Linked DNA regions of Homo sapiens: all the other regions are linked to region 2. The links are chromatin loops, found by intact Hi-C in ENCODE. Cell type or tissue: PC-3. All regions are shown on one strand. Region 1 has its middle 93 kb from the start of SIM1-AS1. Region 2 has its middle 120 kb from the start of MCHR2. Region 3 has its middle 160 kb from the start of SIM1-AS1.

Region 1 (2,500 bases), 180 kb after region 2:
GAACTTTCTAGGTAGTCTTTAGGTTCTTTTCCAAGTATCTGTGACACCAACTACTTTTGAAGAGTGCTAAAATGTTACTTTGCTATTGTTTTACCTGGCAAAAAAATAAAGTTAAAAAATCATATTTGCCATTAATTTATCTTTACTTAACACTAGAAAATGAGCCAAAATGTAATTCATAATGAGAATTTCAGCTAAAGCAGAATGATGGTACTTAGCATAAGACTAAGGTGACAAAAATTTGGTATCATTTTCCTTATACAAGTAATTACTTGTTTCAATCATTGATTTATACAAGTAACTTACAAATATATTTCATTAAGAAGATATCAAATTATACCAAAGTATACTGAGTAAAAATCAATTTTGGATTTAAGGATGTTCAGAGCACATGCTATTATCTTCTCTGCCTACACCAAATCCATGTAAATAATAGCAAATATAAAAGGCATAAAAGTGGAATATGACTGAATGTCCTATTGAATGAATGAAAGGACACATAGCAACACCGAAAAAACAGAAGAAGCATGCCATGCAGGATTTTTTTTTAACACAAATGTGGTTTTTCTACACTAACAACCAATTCTCAGAAACCAACTGGTTGTCCAACCATTCAGTTTAATCCTGACATTAATTAGCTAAAGTTAGCACAGATCCCACAGGTTAAGGCTCGTTCACTTCAGACACTTAAACTGCAAATGGTGTCCCAGGTACTCATACTTCTACCAAGCCAACTACCAATTTGAGCATTCCCTCAACCCTCTTCTCAGATTTCATGATTCACTAGAATAACTTGGAGAATTCAGGAAAATACTTGGCTTATGTTTACTGGTTTATTAAAAAGGATATAATTCAGAAACAGCCAACTGGAAAAGATGCATAGGGCAAGGCATGGGAGGGGCGATGGCATAGTTTCCATACCTTCTAGGGGTGTACCAACCCACCCAGCACTTCAATGTGTTCACCAACACAGAAACTCAGGGAATCTTGTTCAAGATTCTTTATAAACCAATCTCCAATCCCATTCCGCTTCCTGGGGGTCGGGGAATGGGGCTGAAAGTTCCCATCCTCCAATCATGTTTTTAGTATTTCTGGTGATCAGTTCCTATCCTGAAGCTATAGTAGGCTCCACTTTGACTCACCTCACTAGCATAAGTTCATGTGTGGTGGAACAGCAAAAGGCATCCTATGACTCAGGACATTCCAATGGCTTTAGTACTTCTGTGCCAGGAACTGAGGACAAAGATCAAATATATTTTATTTTATTTATTTATTTATTTATTTTAAGACAGAGTCTTGCTCTGTTGCCCAGGCTGGAGTGCAGTGGCATGATCTCTGCTCACTGCAACCTCCACCTCATGGGTTCAAGTGATTCTCCTGCCTCAGCCTCCCAAGTAGCTGGGATTACAGGCACCTGCCTCCACGCCTGGCTAATTTCTGTATTTTTAGTAGAGACGGGGTTTCACCATGTTGGCCAGGTTTGTTTCAAACTCCTGACTTCAAGTGATCCACCCACTTCAGCCTCCCAAAGTGCTGGGATTACAGGCATGAACCACCATGCCTGGCCAGATAATTTTATTGTATCAAAAGTGGCTATATGATATTTATGAAACATACCTAAAATAAAGTAGCATTGAAAATAATGGTTAAATATATATCAGGAAAATGCTATTAAAATGAAAACAATTGTAGTATTAATGAATATTAATGAATATCAGATAAGATAGACTTTAAAGTAAAAAGCTCAAAGAGATATTTACTATTAATATAAAAGACAGTCCACGAAGAGGGTAGATCTCAGAGACTTTAAATGCCCAGCAACACAGCCTAAAGATACATAAAGCAAAAGCTGAGAAAATGACATATCGACCATAATTTGGTTAGCCTTTAATAAACCTTTCTCAGAAATCAGCAGATAAAATAGACAATCATAAAATACAGAGGATTTGGGTAACACAATGAAAAGTTTATCTATATAGATATATACCTCAGCCCAGGTAAAAGAGGTAGTATTTTAAAACACACATGGAATATTCACAGGTATTGTCCATTACTCAGATACAGAGAAAGTCTTAGTAATTTTTTAAAAAATTAATATAATACAGGTCATGTTCACCTAGCATAATGCAATGTTGTTTCTAAAATAAAGTAAATATTTATACCTGAGAAATTTTCAAAACTTTTTATTGCAGCATTGGTTTGTAAAAAACAAAATTAGAAAGCAACCCAATAAATAAATAAATAAAAGCCACCCCTATTCAAAATCTGCATTTGAAAACTAAAGAAAAAAGTAGAAATCTGCATTTGAAAACTAAAGAAAAAAGTAGAAATCTGCCTTTGCCATCAATCAATCCCCATTCTCCATTTCTCAGGTAACTACTATTACTGTTATAGTATCTGTCATTCCAGATTTATTCCCTATGTGCTTACATGTTTTGGCTGATTGATTGATAGGTAGATAACAGAATCTAGAACCATAGCGCATTGCTTCGTGACTATA
Region 2 (2,500 bases):
GAGATGCACAGTTGAAAGGAGCCCAGAATAAAGCTTTGAATGAGAAACAAAAAAATGTGAGGGCAACACATGAAATGTGTTTCATTTTTTTAAAGCAAAAACAAAATAAACAAAAACCAAGTTGTTAATGTATTATTTCCCATCAGAAGGGAAAATACCAATAATGGGTTTGAGGGTTGTGGTGCCAAGTTCTCTAGGGTTATAAACTAGACTGATGCAAAGCAGATGAAATTTCATCTGCGGCTTACAAATGAAAGCTTTTTAATGGGGAAATGGAACATTTCTGCCCCATAGATGTGCTGAGACCTCAGGTTCAATAGAAGTTCAAGTCCTCTTTTTCTCAGCATGCCAGAAGCAGGCACCTTGGTGAACATCAGGCTAAAGAATTCATGGAGAATGCACTAAAGGGTTAATGGAAAGGGCTTCTAAAAACCAAGGAATACCCCCCCGCCAAAAAAACCCAAATTAACAGTCTACTGTTTAAGATTATTTTTTAAAAATATATCAACCTAATGTACAAAGAACTAAAGCTTTAGCAAAGGGGACCAGTCAATAAAGAACACCTTTGGTGATATGTCACATTGTCTTTTCATCTGTAAATGATAATGAATTTGGCAACCATTTTGCCCCTTATTGCAAATTTAAGAATAGTATCCCATCCATTCCTAACTCCTGTTTTCTGAGCAGGATTTTTAGAGCGCTGTTGTCCTAACATACAGAATTAATGTTGAAAGAATTGGTAGAGTTTGGGAGAGTTGGAGAGGTTAGGGTTTTATAATTATTTTTCTTCGATTATGTCTATATTTTAAGTTATTTACTCATTTCATGTCAATTTCAACCTCGAGGAAATAAAAACCTTTTTTCTTTCTCTAGGCATTCTATATTGTTCATGGGAAGTGGAACTGTGTAAAAGGCTCATGTGAGTCTAAGCAGTTACCAGTGAGGAGAATACAAAAGGCCACCTCACCCCAGTGCCTGTGGCATCTGACACTAAAACATATGGCTGAAAAATGTAAAGTGCCATCAGTTACCAGGCTGCTTGTCTCCCTGTTCTGTGATATCCCAAACCAGAGAGCTCGGTTTCTTTACAGAGTAGAATGATTACGACCACTAGTCTGCCCTTGCTTGGTAAAGGCAAAACTCCAAATGGGCAGAAAAAATCCTCCAGGTGGCAGCACCTTCTTAGCTTTCAAATCCTCCTCTAGTGTGTTTTTAATTAGAACTAAAAATATAGTAACTACCAAAACCAAATTGATCCAGGAATAAACATTTATATGGTACCTCCAATCTGGAACTAGTCAAGATGTATTAAATTATTAATGATCTCTTCCAGCTTCTGACTATTGCTTGTTTTGACTTACATATTTAAATACTCCCTTGTAAGTAAATATGAAAGTTTATAGACTTAAAACAACATAGAGTTATAAGAATGAGGTCATAACCTGTGACTTCTGGATTAATGTAATTCATTGTGTCTGCTTGTTTCTCATTACCAACTAGCATTTCCAGTCCTTCATATCAGCCATGTTGTGCTGTTGTGACCATTGCTCTAATTTCTATGTCCTTATGCTTAAGCAAGAAACCATTACAGAAGCTTTGAGCCAAGGTAATAACAATAAAAAAGTGTTTTTAAGCCAGAAGCAGAAGGGGAGAAGGGAGTAACAGACATTCAGAAGGCTGGTGAAAGGTGAGCAAGACTTCCCCGGCAGAAAGAGCTTGTTTAGGGAAAATGGCATGGTGTTCTTTGAAAAGTCCTTTTTATTTTTGGCCTTAGCAAATGAACCTATGGAAAGCATTTACTAATTGGACATACAGTCAGATCAACCAGCAATCTTTCTGTAATGAAAGAAAATATAGGAAAGGTTAGCACTTTCCACAAACCCTAATCAGTCTCCTCTTTCTGTATTTGTCATTGAATGTCTCCACAACATCAAAAACAACTAGATGAAAAAGGAAATATTCAAAAGCTTGCTGGCTCTTCTACATACCAGTTTGATTTTTTAAAAACTGGATATACTGAATTAAATGAACTGACTTTGAGTAGCCATCATGTCAATGTTGTGTAGTCTCCGAGACAGTTAAGCCTATTTGAAGATGCTTATGATGTTCTTGTCTGTCTATCAATATTTTAGTCACCTAGACTCAGAACCTGAGATTTACTTATTAGTCACCCATTCAAACACCATCCACTGAATATTCACTGTGGCAGACACGATGCTGGGACCTGATCTTCAGCACTTCATTTTCTTCAAACTCTGTCAGATCGGTCCTTGCCTCATGTTTTCAGTTTTATTTTTTCTTTCTGATTCCGTGGACTCTACCCTAGACCTTAATCACTTAATGGGTATATTACTGTGAAAACCGTCCTCTAAATTTTCATGTTTGCAGATGCTCTTTCTTTGAGTCTATTCTACTTGCTACTGCTCCCAACTGGCATGATTCATTTCACTGATTGAAAAACCTACCATGACTATTTGTTTATAAGATCAATTGAAAAATT
Region 3 (2,500 bases), 110 kb after region 2:
TGACTTTTTTTTGTTTTTCCCTTTTTGATATTAGCCAGCTCTTCCTAAAAGTCTCTAGGCTGTTTCATCTGGAGTTCCCAAGCCCTCTTTCTCATTCATGATATCTACTTGGAAATTAGGTGTCTCAGTACAGCTGCTTGCTAATTGTAATTTAATTTGAATCTCACTTAAGAAAGCATTTTCTTTGGAGGGGGAGAAATCTTCAAGGAAAAAAATACTTTCAGGTCTTGATTTGTATAACTAACCCTTGCACTTGGTAGGTCATTAGATCTCACTAGTTTGTAATGCAATCAGAGTCAGCATTCTGCTCTTAAGGGCTACTCGGTAATTTGCTTGTTAATATATTAGCACACAGCATTGATCAAATGGCTAATCCAATCACACGCTTGTAATCGATCTCTTATTGATTACCTAGTCTGGTGATCACTTTTGTTGGGTTCAGTCAATAGTAAATGCCAAGTAGCCTTTCACACACCTAATTAGCTTATGAAATAAACCAAACATTTTGCTTGGCCCTGAAGGCAAAGATCAATGGAAAGCTTTGGGGCTGAATTCAGATGATTTTTTCATCAACTTTTCTTCCTCTCTTCTGCAGCCACTCAAGTTCACATTAACACTCTCCCTCTGGTTTGAAGACATCTGAAAAGCAGCTGCCATGGTGGAGACGCTGAAGCAGCTGTAAGCCATAAATCACAAGGGTGAGGGATTCTGGGTTGCACATTGGCATGTGGTCTGTCAGGCCAGAAAAATAGAGACATAAAAGAGCCAAAGGTCAGAGGTATGTAGAGTTTAGAAGCCTGAACTTGTGCTATATTTTATGCAAGGAAACCTTGGCATTGGTGGGTCTTTCCAAATACACTTTAACTTTACCGTGCTGACATGGTACTTGATTAGATCTTTACTTCTCTGAATGAGCTGACTGTAGCTTCCTGCTACTCATCTTGCTACTGTTAATTTGATCGTGTATCTTCTTGCCTTCATCCAGAGGACCAGTCCCTCCAAGGGTAATTGGGTTAAATAACAACTTTCCAGTTGCATCCAAGATTGTTAAAGTTTGAAATGAAAGCAGTATTGGAGATGGTTTGGCTGATGCTTATCACATGACTTTAAGGAAGAACCTACTCTTATGGACCCAACCCCATTCCTCACTTTCCCTATAGAATAGACCTCATCATAGAAACATTTGCCTAGGGCCTGAGTAATCACAGACCTGCCTGGTGATTCAAAGCAGGAAAGTGAGTAGGATAGCTTTCCTGGAAATTACTGACAGCTACACAGTTAATTTCCCGGAGCAATATATGGTAATGACTCTCAATGATGGGATGTTCCAAGTTCCAAAACACAACACCAGGCTGGTGGAGTGTAACCAAGTCTCTGTTGGCAAAGAAAAGTGTAGAACTGAAGCATGATCTAAAATCAATCCCAGAATTTTCCTGTCTGAATTGCCATTTTTAGAACAAAGAATTCACCAAATGACTTTCAATTTCTTTTTAAAGAAAAGCAAATTTCCGGAAACCATAGTTGGCTTATATGATTATGTCAAATTTTCCTGAGGATTTAAAACAATAGCTTTATGGTCAAAAATATAAGCAATCCATCAATCAATCAAACAAGTAAATCCACATACTTGGCAGGGCAGACGAAGCATTATTTGTCAGGGCAAATGAACACAAGTAACCTTTCCTTAGGACTTATCTAGACAATTTCACCAAATTTCATCTTGCTTTGAAGATAAGATCTATTAATACAATAAAAAGCAAAGTGATTATTTAAGTTTAGCTGTTTATCAATTTTTTAAAAAAAAAAATTCCTTTTTCAAAACCAGCTTTATAGAGTAGTTTATTTTGGTTATTTAGCATTTTTGGTGGTCTTCATGTTAAACACACACACACACACAAACTGTACATACCATTGTACAGATTACTTCACATTTAAAAGTACTTATGATCATTTTCATGTGTGTGTGGAATCAAATTATTTATTTGAAAATTAAACTTAGATACAGAGAAAAGATAAGCTTACCAGAAGTGGCATGACTTAGCAGAGTTGAAATAAAACAGATTTCTATTTCTAAAAGAGATCGTGGAATTAGGACTATCCTTTTTCCAACCAGATTGTGAAAACTGATCTGAAGCAAAATAGAAATTGGTGATTTAGCTGGTGGGGCTCCTGCATTGCTTTTCTGGGCTGCTTCTCCTCACAAGTTTTTACCTCCAGACCTTGACTGTTCTGTATAAGGAACCAGGTGAATAGACAGAATTGCTTAAGCACTAGAGCCAGGCTACCTGGGTTGAAATCCCCACTCTGTCATTTACTGACTGTGACCTTGGAGTTTTTTAACCTCTCTTTGCCTCAATTTTGCCACGTGTAAAAGAGGAATAATTGCAGAATCTACCTCATGAGGTTTTTATAAGAATCAGACAAGTCATTAGATGTAAAAAAAACTTTTAAACGATACCTGGAACTCTGTAAGCACTCCGGAAACACTGTCTATTCTGGC

What was found. Peaks named below come from ENCODE experiments on the same cell type or tissue, not always from the same donor. Only the 100,000 strongest peaks of a DNase experiment are listed, where the experiment ranks them.
Region 1: a loop joins it to region 2, with 6 times the contacts of the local background. A loop is called at or near these places in 4 of 110 quality-filtered maps.
Region 3: it touches region 2 in a loop (4-fold over the local background); 4 of 110 quality-filtered maps call a loop at or near these places.

What each region holds. Positions count from the first base shown.
Region 1 is chr6:100,299,480-100,301,979 of GRCh38, forward strand. No RefSeq gene overlaps it. Among named protein-coding and RNA genes, the nearest start is that of SIM1-AS1, 93 kb to the right of the region's middle. RefSeq lists an enhancer at 994-1,288. In PC-3, no CTCF peak of the experiment used is centred here; a DNase peak (open chromatin) is centred at 1,012; H3K4me3 peaks cover 696 bases; H3K27ac peaks cover 1,779 bases.
Region 2 is chr6:100,115,683-100,118,182 of GRCh38, forward strand. No RefSeq gene overlaps it. Among named protein-coding and RNA genes, the nearest start is that of MCHR2, 120 kb to the left of the region's middle. In PC-3, CTCF peaks have their summits at 1,140 (motif pointing right) and 1,362; a DNase peak (open chromatin) is centred at 1,149.
Region 3 is chr6:100,229,912-100,232,411 of GRCh38, forward strand. No RefSeq gene overlaps it. Among named protein-coding and RNA genes, the nearest start is that of SIM1-AS1, 160 kb to the right of the region's middle. In PC-3, no CTCF peak of the experiment used is centred here; a DNase peak (open chromatin) is centred at 1,200.